Regions from separate parts of the Mus musculus genome. Here region 1 is linked to region 2. Evidence: chromatin contacts called from ENCODE Hi-C or POLR2A ChIA-PET data. All regions are on one chromosome and are shown on one strand. Each heading gives the region's core, a stretch centred on a gene start or an enhancer-like site at or near the end of the contact. The rest is flanking DNA. Distances are from core to core; before and after follow the strand shown. Region 1 holds the start of Atp1a2 (ATPase, Na+/K+ transporting, alpha 2 polypeptide). Region 2 holds the start of Nhlh1 (nescient helix loop helix 1).

Region 1 (6,196 bases), core at 2,066-4,565, 240 kb after region 2:
GCATCCCACATCGTTAGAATGGCGCATTGTTTCATCAGTATCTCCCCGTGGCCAGGGCTGACACTCTTGTAGTGAGTGCATGTTCTACGGATCCGGGCAAATGCAGAGCAGTATCCTGCCATTCCACCAGCACGTGGCTGTGGTCCTCTGAGTCCTGGGTACTGAGAATAATGTATTTTCACCTATTGGAGTCAGCCGTCTGGGGGATACTGCAGCTGCTGTGATCTTAAGGAATCGTAAGCCTAGCGCCTTGGATAATAGAATTCTGTCCAGCGAAATCAGAAGCAATGCTGGGCGTGGGAGGTACACTACAAGGTGGGCACTTGTTTCAGGATGCAATGACCTAGAAGATGTGCTCTCCGAGACTGTTGCTCAGACATACTCCGTTTAGAAAAGGAAACTGACCCGTCATGCTTTCATCTGTATCTGAACTACCCACGAATGCAATCTGGTTCTGAGCGTCTAGAGGCCAAGCATCACGGGGAAACTGAGGTGGTCATCCAAAGGCGCTAAGAACAACTCAGAAATGTTTCTACCTCTCCCTTCCCCGGGCGATGCAAGAGGCTTCATTAAGTCGGGTGAATTGAAGTGTTCTGTCCTCTAGCATGCTTGGTGAGGCAGGGCTGAGTGGAGGCTAGGAGGCCACAGTAGGATTGAATTCGAGAAAGCATCTGGACAGACGTCAGTGTGGCCCTTGGGGGCTTGAGGGGTGGGAGGCTTGGGCTAGAGGTCCGAGCAGCAGAGTCCAGGAAAATCTCTGCACATTTGATATCAAACAACAGACATGAAAATGAGAATCAAATGCCTACTTATGGAGCTGGGACTGGTGGTGTGCATATCTGTATGCCCATAATTTGGGAGGTGGAGGCAAGAAGATTGGAAGTTTGAGTCCAGCCTGGGCTACATATCGAGATCCTGTCACAAACAAACAGATAGGTGTCTCTGAAAAATGCACTGGCTCTTAAGTGTTGGATTGTGGCTGAGCTAAATAACTCCATGTGGCGCTTTTTCTTCCCAGCTCCCACCCTGCTCTCCCATAAGTGCAGAGCTCGGCTGCCCTTCCCCCTTCTTCTGTCCTGGCAAGGATCTCAGGCTCCATGGCCAGGAGCCTGCAGAGATTTGGGGCCAGTGGCTGCCCAGGGAAGAAAGAAAGAGGAAGTGGGGACCCCTCTCTCCCCCTCTGGTCTCCCCTCCCTCCCCTAACACAAGTCCCTCTCTTTGGTTCTTCAATGTTGTAGGAGAACAGAGAGTTCTTTTTTCAGAAAGCCAGAGACTGGGACAAAGTGGGGGTAGCTGGAAAGCAGCCAACACTCCCCCCACCCCCACCTCAGCCTCTGGAGGAGGCTTGGCTCCCTCCCACCAGTGTGATCCCTCTCCCCAGCTCCCACGCTGCCCTTCACAGCCACACAGGCGTGGACTGGAATGGAGGTGAAGCAGACCCCAGAGTTGAGTGTGGGGAGTGGGATTGTTTTCTGCAGGGCTTTCCTTGTAGGTAGGACTCTGAGCTCCCAGACTTAACCCAGCCTTTTCCGCTAAACAGACCAGACCAGCAGAGTCACGCGCAGCCACTAGGTTAGGGGTGCCACAGGTTATGGACCCAGCAAGGGTACTAGGGGAGAAGTTCTGAATGGGGAAGCCAAGGTCAAGTTACTTTCCAAGTCAAAAGAACTCTATGAGCTGGGGCTACCTTACTCTGGGGTAGAGCAGAGTGGAGGGTTGTCTGCTCTTTCTTTCTACTTAGATGGAGGTTGGGCTTGCCTGACCTGGTTGGCCTTGGACTCTCAGAGGTTCTGCCCCTCAGCTGGATCTGCTCTTTCTATGGGGAGCAGGAACGATATTACTGAAGGTCCCAGTTTAACCATGACTCTTCCTTGGGGAAACCCATTGCCCATAGATAGTTCCTAAGGGCGGGCTTACAGCCCTCACCTTACACTCACCACCCATCACCCTGTATGCCCAGAGGCCCTTCATTTGCAAATTCTCCTGCTGAAACATAGTGCAGGTTCACCCATGGAAGCCTGCAGCACTATCCTAGGAACACGCTATTGTAAGGTTGTGGACACGTGTACACACACACACACACACACACACACACACACACACACACACAGATGCATGTATGCACACATGCGCGATGGTCTTCTATTTCCAGTTCCCACCCAAGCTCTGGATCTCTGGTGTCCAGGATTCGAGTTTTTCCAGCTGTTCAGCTTAGTGCAATAACATGTCCTTGCCTGACTCCTCCTTGGATCCAGAAATTGGCTCACAGCACCCTGTGGCACTGTCCCCCTTGCATTTTGCAATGGCCTGTCAAGCCCTTTCCCTCTGTGCCCTCTTTTGCCAGGATTCCACATGAGGAAAACTTCCAAGCACAGTATGGAAAGGGATTGGGTCCTTTTTCTTCATATGGGGATTTTATTCCCAAGAATTGGAAGCCTTGTCCTTGCTCGCCCAGATATGGCTGTTAATCTTTTCACTGGCAAATCCATTGCTTCACAATGCCATAGGCAGGCGCAGTTCTCAGCAGCCTTTGGAAAGGTCCCCAAAACCTATGGCCTGGAGCCCAGGACAGTGCTTATGGGGACATCCGGAGGGGTGCTGGGGTGAGGGCTGGGGATACATCTTTGCTCTCTCTGCCCCAGCTGACTCTGGCATGAAGAACTCTGGGAACTGGTGTAATCAACTGCTAGGTGGCTCTTCCCAGCCCCAGGCTGGCCCCTGTACTCTTGGGCTAAGGACCTCAGAGCAATAGATATTTTCAGTGGGTAACAAGGACGGCAGAGAACTAACAGTGTCAAAGATCTCTTCAGCTGGGAAGCTCGGGATTGTGGAGCGAGAGGAGGGATTTGTGGAGTAAGGATGAGTGGGCAGAGAGCAGGGAGATCTAGAAGGACACTTGGGTAGTTTCTTAGGCTAGTTGTGGGAGAGGCAGAGAGCAGGGTAGCTGCAGAACCTGCCAGTCCCTAGGCTCATGAGCTCCGTGGAACGAATCCACATGCATGTGCAGTCGGGAGACTAGTTCCAAGTTCAAACCATCCCACGCAGTCCGTCAGCGTCTCTCACCCCTCTCTCCACGTCCCATTTCTACTCCACCCTCCAGAGAGTGGCCCCTGATCTTGGAGGGATACTCACCCCACGACCCATCTTGGGGCAGAGTGGCTGAGGGGACCTAGGCTGGAAAGGTCACCAGGAGGATCCCAAGACCACACCGCCTGTCTGGGGCAGCTGGAGACCCTGGCAGACAGACAGAGACAGTCTGAGCAACAGGGTAGCTTTAAATAGGTCCCTCTCCCCCTCACTCCCGCCTTCCCCTTCTGGGGAAAGAAACGTTTGTTGAAACTGGATCCCTGAGGACTCCTCCCCTCCCCTCCCGCCTCTTTAGCAACTGGCCCAGCTGATGGTCCTGTTTTGTCCCCGGTCTGTCCCCCTCAGCTCCTCTTAGCATTTCCCCATCCCATGGGCAGCTACAACCAAGAGAGAAGCAAGGGGAAAGGAATGGGGAAGGGGTAGCTGGAAAAAGGAGAGGTGGCCCCTCGAGAGCAGCCAGCTCATGGTCCTGGGACTAATTGCCTATATTTCCAGGTGGGGAAGCAAGGCTATAAGAATTCAGCAATCTTACTGGATAAGACAGAATCTCCCTGAGCTCACATCCAAGTTTCCAGAGAAAGCAACAGCCTGCTCCATCTGCTGTAAGGGGCTGCAAGGACGTTGTGACCAAGAAAGAATTAGAACTAGAATCAGACGACTCTTGCTTTTGAAGCTCCTTGCAGAACCAAAGCCTGGAGATGCTGCACCAGGCATGTCCCACTTGTTGCTCTTGGGCTCCATACGCCACCCCACCACCACCATAGCTAGGAATTTGGCCCAATACATCCTAACCTTACTTCAAACATTGAGATGCTTTGTAACAGTGTAGCGATTTTTTATTTGTTTGTTTGTTTTTTGACACAAGTTTTCTCTGTGTTGCTTTGGCTGTTGTGGAAATCGCTCTACAGATCTGGCTAATCCTTAAATTCAGAGATCCCCCTGCCTCTGCTGGGATTAAGAGAATGTGCCACCACCAACGTTCGTTCTCTCTCTCTCTCTCTCTCTCTCTCTCTCTCTCTCTCTCTCTCTCTCTCTCTCTCTCTCTTTCTCTCTCTCTCTGGATAATGTGATTTCATAGTTGTCCAGTGTGGTTTGTAGATGACATGAATGTTGTTGGTTATAACATTGTGACATGATTTTTAATGGTGGACACACCTGTAACCCAGTGTTCAAGACAAGCAAGAGTCTCCGCACTTAGAAGCAGTTGGGAAGGTGAAGGACAGAAGATATGAAAGAGCCAGGAAGGCCGCCCAAGTCCGGGCACAACAGGCACGTGGAAGCATTTCTGCCATTCTGTGTATGAAGCAGATGAGCCTCCCCTTCACTGCTACAGGGGAGCTTTGAGTGAGTCTGAGTCGGAGGTCGGTGAATGGTATGAGAAGTCAAATCTGGAAGGTGTAGCAGGAGGGCATGGAAGTCATTATCACCTCAAATACCAACTCTGTGGGACTAGAAAGAGCAAGGACTTCCTTGGTTCCTTCTGGGAGGAAGGGGTCAGGCAGACTCCACTGTGAGAGACCTGTTTAATGGCATGGGAGATCCTGGAGGTTGGGTCTGGGGGGAGGGAGGGGGCTTCACCTCCAGCTGAGAAGATGTCTTCAACATTACTCTCAATAGAAACAGGAACAGAGCAGATAACTCATGACCAGCCCAGCCGCTCTGGGGGCGGGGGGGGGTGTTGGCATCATTCATTTGTTGAAGAATGGAGGCTGGGGACAGAGAGAAGAAGATTTTCTGCCCCCACCGACTAGGAACAGTTAGAGGGATAAAGTTCTGCAGTGTCCCCATTTCTCTGGGCACCGAAATGTAGTGAGTGAGTGGACGCCCACTGAGCAGGGGCAGGTCTGAGAACCCTGGCTGGGAAGGAGGAGGGAGGCAATGAGGCATTGGCAGGAGTCCTAAGGTGCCCGCTGGCTGGGCTGGCTGGGTTGAGCCCCCTCTGGCCCTGGAGGGAGCTCCCTGTAGAGCGATTATGGACCTCTTGTCCAGGAAATCTACTCTCAGAGCACAGGGCTCACATCTGAATTCCCTAAATAGCTGGCCACCTCCGGCTCTGCAGCTGAGATTTTTCCATTACAGACACCGGAGGGTCAGCGCCTACCTGCCCCTAACTGTTTCCTCCTGGGCCTACGCAGGAAGGATGGGCCCTATAAGCACACATGGACTTTCTCATGGTCTGTGGTCCATTCTCATGGTCTGGGTCTGGAGTAGATGAGACTGGGAAAATCATGAGAGGAAATTAAACACAGTCCCTGTGTGTCAAGGACACAGAGAACAGCTGAAGATGTAAAGCTGGGGACGAAGGCTCTAGAAGATTTACCTGAAGGCTAGTGGAGTGTGGGGTTTAGGGGTGAATAGATGATCCTTTTGGGGGGTATAAGTAGCATCTATAGGCCTGAGCCAGAGTTCCTGAGTAATCGCCCTAGCCTCTTCAAGATATAAGGTAAGGCTGAAGAGAAAGGCTCTGAGTGCTCCCCCAACCTCCTCCCACCCCTGCTGGCACCTTCTTGTACTGCCCAGGCCTTCCCACAGCCTGGTTCTGCTGTCTCAGTAACGGAAAGGGCTGTGCCCTTCCTCTGCTTGCAAAGCCTGCTAGGGCTCCCTGCCATGTCCTGCATTTGAGTGACCAGAGCCCCAAGGACACTGTGCTCTGCTGTGTACTCGAGAGGCAACAAGTGACAGCAGGCAGAGCACCTACAGCCTGCTTCTCACCCACGCCTTCCTGACCACTCCCTTCACGGACCTATGGGAGTCTGTCTCAGACCCCAGATCACAGTGGAGGTAGACATCTGGCCCTTTAATCTCTAACTGGGGATCCAGACAGGGGGACTTATTTGAGTCAAGAGAGGAACAAAGGAGGAAAACCAGAAAGACCTGAGAACAAGAGGTGGGGACGGATGGCGGGAGTGGTCTTGAGAGAAAACTCAGAGTAGGACAAGGTCACAAGGGACAAAATGGAAAAGGCCCAAGCCTTTGGTCGGCAGAGATCTGGGAAGTAGGATGTGTATACACAGGGTAGGGAGCTGAGAGACATAGGAACATGTACTAGTGTGGAGGTGGGATGCTAGTTAGGACCGAAGGGGACACTCGTGTCTGGGATTCTGTGGGT
Region 2 (5,889 bases), core at 117-2,616:
AGCTCTGTCCTTAGCACATTTAGCCCTTGCCATCCCCTGACCCTCTTGGCGATTCTGTAAGGAAGACTTCAGAAACTCACCCACAGCCTGTGCTGTGGCCTGCAGAGGAGGGCATAGGCAGCTCCTTGGAGCCACCCTTAAGGAGCTCAGCTAAGTTTGCTTATATCAGAACCACTGGGCCTTTCCCAGTGACTTCAGCCTTGACAGAGACAGAAAGAGTAGAAACACTTGGGATCCTTCCCAGTCACCACCGCCCCCAGCCCTGGCTTGACAGCTGGCAGCTGACAGGCTCTCAGGAGCCACCCTTTCTCCTAGGCTTGCCCCACCCTACTGTCACAGAAGACAGGTTCAAGACCAGAGCGGTTACTAAGGGCTTAAGGGGACGTACACAAGACCACCAGCATCTGACACCTACACCTACACACCGACTGCGACATAAAACAACCTAATTAATGCTGAAATTATGAACATCCTCCATATTGTAGGATCCAAAGGAAGAGAAGAGAACACCAAGAGTGTAGGAAGGTGGGGGAGCATTTCCCATCCATGTTCAGTGTCCCTGATGTCCCACTCTCAAAGTGGACTGAAACCAAGAGTTCAACCTTGGGGTTCCCAGGACATCTATCACAACCAGAGATCCCACCTCTGCCCAGTCCCCATGTCCCCGAGTCCTCCATCACTCTCTCGTGTCCTCCCTTTCTCTCTCCTGCTCCCCATCTGTCACGACCCATCTCCACCTGCCCCTCCCTTCTCCCCACCTCACTCCCGGCAGGCAGCAGCTTCCATATTCCTCTCAAGTCTTTCCTCCCTCAGCTCTCAAAGTGTCTGGCTCTGAGAAGCAGGAAGCAAGGATTCCAAGGATCCAATAGGAGGAATTCCCACCCTGCTTCCTCCAACTGCCCCTCACAGATGCTGCCCAAAGAATCCAAGATAAGTAGGTAGGAAAGAGGCAGAGATGGAGAGAGAGACCCTTCCTGGAGAAAGGTTCTGGGAAGGGACTCCAGTCAGAGATTAGGAGGGGTGCACCACCCTTCCCCAGCCCATGGTTCCCCCTTACCTAGAAGGACTCTGCCAAGGGATCCAAGCTGGCAAGTGAGAGGGACAGCGTAGAGAGCCCCAGTCTCTTCTCGCTGCTCAAGGGTCATCTGTCTGCAAAGTTAGTGAGCAGTTTCTAGAGCTCTTAGGGGCAGCTTGTGGCTGAACAGGATCCAGGACAGATGAGAAGGGTACACATGATGAGGATTTGTAAGGCCTAGGCAAAAGGGATGCTCTTACTTAGTCCAGAACTGGAGTCACCCACACTCACACATACATACACACACCTACACATTCACACACTCACAGACACATATACACACACCTGAGCTGGCCCAGCCTTCTCTGTGTGTATATATATGGAGATACACACACACACCCCCAGCTCTCTATTGGCTGGCCCAGGCACCCCCCTCATCAATATTAAACATCCAGGCCAGGCAGCCATTGGCAGAGGGATCTGGGAACCCCTTGGGAGCTGGGGGCGGGGGCTGGCCCTGAGGGGGGGCGGGGAGTGGGGGAGCAGGGACATCTGTTCTCCATGCATATTTCATAAGCAAGAAATAGAGAGCTGGGGAAGGGGTGGGGCTGAGGCAAGAGCCAGGGCAGGGCCACAGATGAACCCCCTCAGCCTCCCACACTAGAGGTAGCAGGGCAGAGAGACTCCAAAGAAGCTGGTTTTAAATGTCATGGTTTCATTCTGAGTCCCAGCGTGGCTCTGACTGCCCCTTCTCTGTCTCCCTTTTCCTGGGAAGAAGGCTCTCCAAAGTACTAGGAGAGAAACTATGTAACCAGTAATCAGACTAAGTAACCAGTAACCTGAAGGTCCTCCCTCCCCCAAGAAAGTTCTCAAACAGATAGCACCCACAGCTTAACAGGCTGCCTCTTGCTGCCGGTCAGGTCCTAGTCCTCCTTATCCTGGAACTTCAGCAACCTGCTCGTCTCTCTTTCAGGCCCTATTCTCCTACCTGCCCCCTTTACCAGGCGAGCTGTGGAGTCGAGTCTGGGTGGAGACCCCCCACAAGGAGTTTTTCTAGGGATCTACAGAGCATCAGGGGCTGGGGAGGACAGAGATAATAGGAGACGGAGGTGGAAGATCCAAGAAAGGCAGGGCAAAGATGAGGAGAGAGGAGGGGAGGGCAGTCCAGGCTGCCTGCCGGGGTGTGCAGGCCACCAAATGAGCAACAAGAAAAGTAGATAGAAAATCATGTGCAAATCAACACTGATTACGTTCACGCCAATAGCTCAACCGCCTCCAGGGTCTGTTGCCTGTGCATATGTGTGGCTCTGTGTCTGAGTGGGTGTGTTGCAGGGTGGCCTGAGAGGGGAGCCAGTTTCTGGGGCTCAGGGAGGCACAGAGAAATAGTGGGCTGGGTTTCAGCATGGAAATTCTCCCATGGATTCAGCGGTAGGACATCTTCATTGAGCCTCCATATCAGAGACAGAGGACCCCAGGCACAGTGAGCTACAGTATAGGGGGCTCTGTCAGCTGTATGACCCTGGACAAGTAATGACCTTTGAGCCTCAATATCCTTTTTCTCTTAAATAGGGTAAATTATAACTGTGTAGGTTGCCATGGAGATCAAGTGAGATGATGTTTGTAGTAGTGTAGACCGTAGTAGGAGCACAGGTGGTGCAAAGGATTCGCCCCTTCCCTGTGTCTTCTCAACCTTTTCTGGGCTTTCTCCAGGGTGAGGCCTTCCCTACAGGGAGTCCTATAATTCCTCCCCAAGCTCACGCTCCTCTCCCCACCCCCAGGCCTGGGAGGTGCCAACTCCCACCTGGGCAGGCCCAGACAGGTGCCCAGGCGCCAGCAGATGGGCTGAGCTGGAGGGGAACGAAGGCCTGAGGAGGGGGTGGGGGGCAGGGGATCAGGTGGCGGCTTGGTTCTTGCATCATCATTGCCATGGTGCTGATTAAAAACCGATCTCCACCTAATGAGCCCCCAGCAACAACAAGCCTACTTCCCCCACCCTCCTGCCCTCCAACCCATCCAAGAAAGTGGGAGAAAGTGCCATGGGGGAGATGATGGGAGAAGATGGGGAGAAGCCGAGGAAAATGATGGAGACACGAGGAGATGCTAAGATATGAAGGAGATACAGAGAAGTGGGCAGATGTGGTCACAGGGTGACAGAGACATAGGGAAGACAGAGAGGTAGGGAGGGGGGATGGGGCCAGGTTGTCAATTCTTTACAGAAGGTAGAGATGTAAGAAATGTGTGTGTGTGTGTGTGTGTGTGTGTGTGTGTGTGTGTGTGTGTGTGTGTGTGTGTGAAAGAGAAACAAAGACACAGAAAGACAGAGATGGAGAGACAGAGAGACAGGCAGATAGGGAGACAGACAGACAGACGAACAGATAACAGACTTGGGGAGAAACTAGAAAAGAGGAGACTACTAATGGAGATTCAGATGGAGGAACATATTCAGGAAAGGGGAGATGTAAACAAGACTGAGAGAAGCCGTGAAGCAGAAAGGAGATGCAGACATGGAGGAAGTAGAGAGCAAACAGTTTGTCAAAAAGAGAAAAAATGATGGGCTATAAGGTAGGGAGACACCATAATCAAGTGTTAAGGCGTCATCCAAATGGGGGACAGAGATCCCAAAGGGTAAAGGACACAGAAGAACCTTGAGAGACCACAGGCAGAAAGTAATGGCAGAGGTGGCAGAGGCAGGAGCCAAACTCCTGGTGCCAGCCTCCCCCATCGCGTGCTGTGCCTCCCCGCTCATGTGCTGTGTAGCTCAGATACTTTCAGCCCCACAACCTGGGTCCCTGAAGCACCCAGCCCTAGCTGTCCCGTGTACTCAGGGGACTATTTCTTCCTCCTCTGCATCTGTCATCCCAAGATCTCAGGCTCTGGGGACTCCCAGTCTCAAGCCTCACTCAGGAACTCTGAGGGCAGTTGCTGAAGGGTAACAAAGAGGAGTTAATAGCATCATACTATAGAAAGCAACCGTGTCTACTGAGTCCCAAGTCTGCGGGACCTGGGTCCAGGTCCTTGTGACCTTGGAAAGTTGTGTAATTTTCTCTGGATTCTTTTCACCACTTGTAACGTGGGCAAACTGTCACCTTTGCCATAGGGCTCTTGTGACACCCAGTGAAACAATTCACTGGAGACTGTGTTCATCCCAACTCCCTACATGGTGGTCCAGAAAGTGTCACCCATATATATGTAAGAAAATATGACTGAGGGAAGCTGAGGAGAGCTTTCCATGTTGGGAGCTCTCTCTCTCTCTCTCTCTCTCTCTCTCTCTCTCTCTCTCTGTGTGTGTGTGTGTGTCTGTGTGTGTGTGTGTGTGTGTGTGTGTGTGTGTCTGTGTGTGTGATCTTACCTGCAAGGGAAGACAAGTGGAGCAGGAGCAGGCCTTGGGGACAGAGAAAATGATTATACCTTTGTGGTTGTTATTTTGCATTTTATAGATATTCACTTTTTCAGATTGTGGTTCACAAATTTCTTTCTCCCCATCCTGTGAGGTCCTGGGGGGAGGGACGTCGGAGGGTAGGTTAGACACAGGGGCTAGGGCTAGTCCTTGAGGGTAAGGGGAGGGCCTGGAGAAGCCAGGAAGCAGTGGGCTTGGCAGGAGGGGGATGACATATGTGGGGAGCCCTGGGGACCCAACCAGGCAAACTGGCTGGCAGGGAGAGCAGACCGTGTTAACTCTTGCTGTGCCACGCCACCTGACCCTTCTCTGAGAGCTGCTGTGGTTGAGGTGTTAGTCTGTCCAGTGACTGTGTTGGGACACAGGAGGCAATGCAGGCAAGGGAAGCCTGAGCAGAAGCTACCACTACTTGGAAAAGGCAGCCATGCTTTAGTGTGTCTTCACCTTCGAATGGTTTGCACATGGTTTCTGTCTGTCTGTCTTTCTCTCTCTACCTCTCTGTGCCTCTAGAAGGTGACAGCGGGGTCTCCACTCTGGCTAACTACACAATCTGTCACTCTCTGTGTGTCAGCCCAGCTGGAAGTGTCCCCCCCCCCCTCAGCACCCAGCCCGAGCCCTCTGCCCCTGGCCCCCTAGGCCTTCACGCCTTTGTCTCCTAAGGCGGCCTCCCCTTTCTTCCTCCGTTCACTCACCTCTCCCCAGCTCAGAGCCCATCTCCAATCTCATTACAGCCTCGGCCTCCAACCACTGTCACCCCCCACCCCCGGCCTCTCCTCTCCTCTTCCCTCCCCCATCCATCTGTCTTCCCTGAAGCTCTCCTCTTTGTGTCCTCCCATCTGTCACCACCAGCACTGGGCCCTACTCCCCTCCGGGCCACACCCGCCTGGCCTTTCTCCCCTTGGGCTCAGTTCCCTGTCCACCTTCCTCCTTCAGGCCTAGCAGGAACCCTACTTCCTGCCTCCTTTCATAAGCTGCTTTCTCAGGATGTCTCCCTCACTTCAGTTTGGAATTCAGCCTTCTACTCTCTCTGACCATCCCTCACTTATGAGTTAGGGAGGAGCATGGACTCCAGGGTCCCAGCCCCTAACCCCTGAGCAACCACTTAGTTGGGACAGAGGATGGTAATGTTGGCTCACAGTTGCATCAGCTCAGGTGAAAGGCTCCTTAGGCCCCCTGAGATGACCCTTCACTCTTGCTCTCTGTTTCTGGGTTTGGCCCCACAGCTTCTACTGCCCTTCGCTACCCAGGATTGTGAGAGGCTCCTCTACCTCCTGAATTTAAGTTCACGGAGAATAAAAATTTATCCAGGAGCACATTGGACCCCTGGCCTTCCAAGGGCTCCAGATAATCCAGCCTTCTCTTTTATTTCTTCTGTTTTATTCCTCTTTTTCTTCTCTTCTTCCCCTCCCCTCCCACTTTCTTTTGAGGAAATGATACCATACTCCCCAAATTTCTACTGCTCCTGGGCTAGGGGACA

Evidence for each region. A loop is a pair of places that touch in the nucleus more often than their neighbours do. ChIA-PET counts read pairs that join two places held with the same protein, here RNA polymerase II (POLR2A).
Region 1: a loop to region 2 is called in a map of T-helper 2 cell, with 2.0 times the contacts of the local background. The contact joins the promoter of Atp1a2 here to the promoter of Nhlh1 in region 2. A Hi-C loop is called at or near these places in 1 of 37 maps with a recorded cell type or tissue (T-helper 2 cell). POLR2A ChIA-PET finds 5 or more read pairs at or near these places in 1 of 5 experiments (Patski).

What each region holds. Positions count from the first base shown.
Region 1 is chr1:172,294,749-172,300,944 of GRCm38, forward strand. Atp1a2 (ATPase, Na+/K+ transporting, alpha 2 polypeptide) reads right to left here and starts at 3,316. Exons shown (of 23, transcript NM_178405.3): 1 at 3,133-3,316. The coding sequence starts at 3,144.
Region 2 is chr1:172,056,230-172,062,118 of GRCm38, forward strand. Nhlh1 (nescient helix loop helix 1) reads right to left here and starts at 1,367. Exons shown (of 2, transcript NM_010916.2): 1 at 1,058-1,367.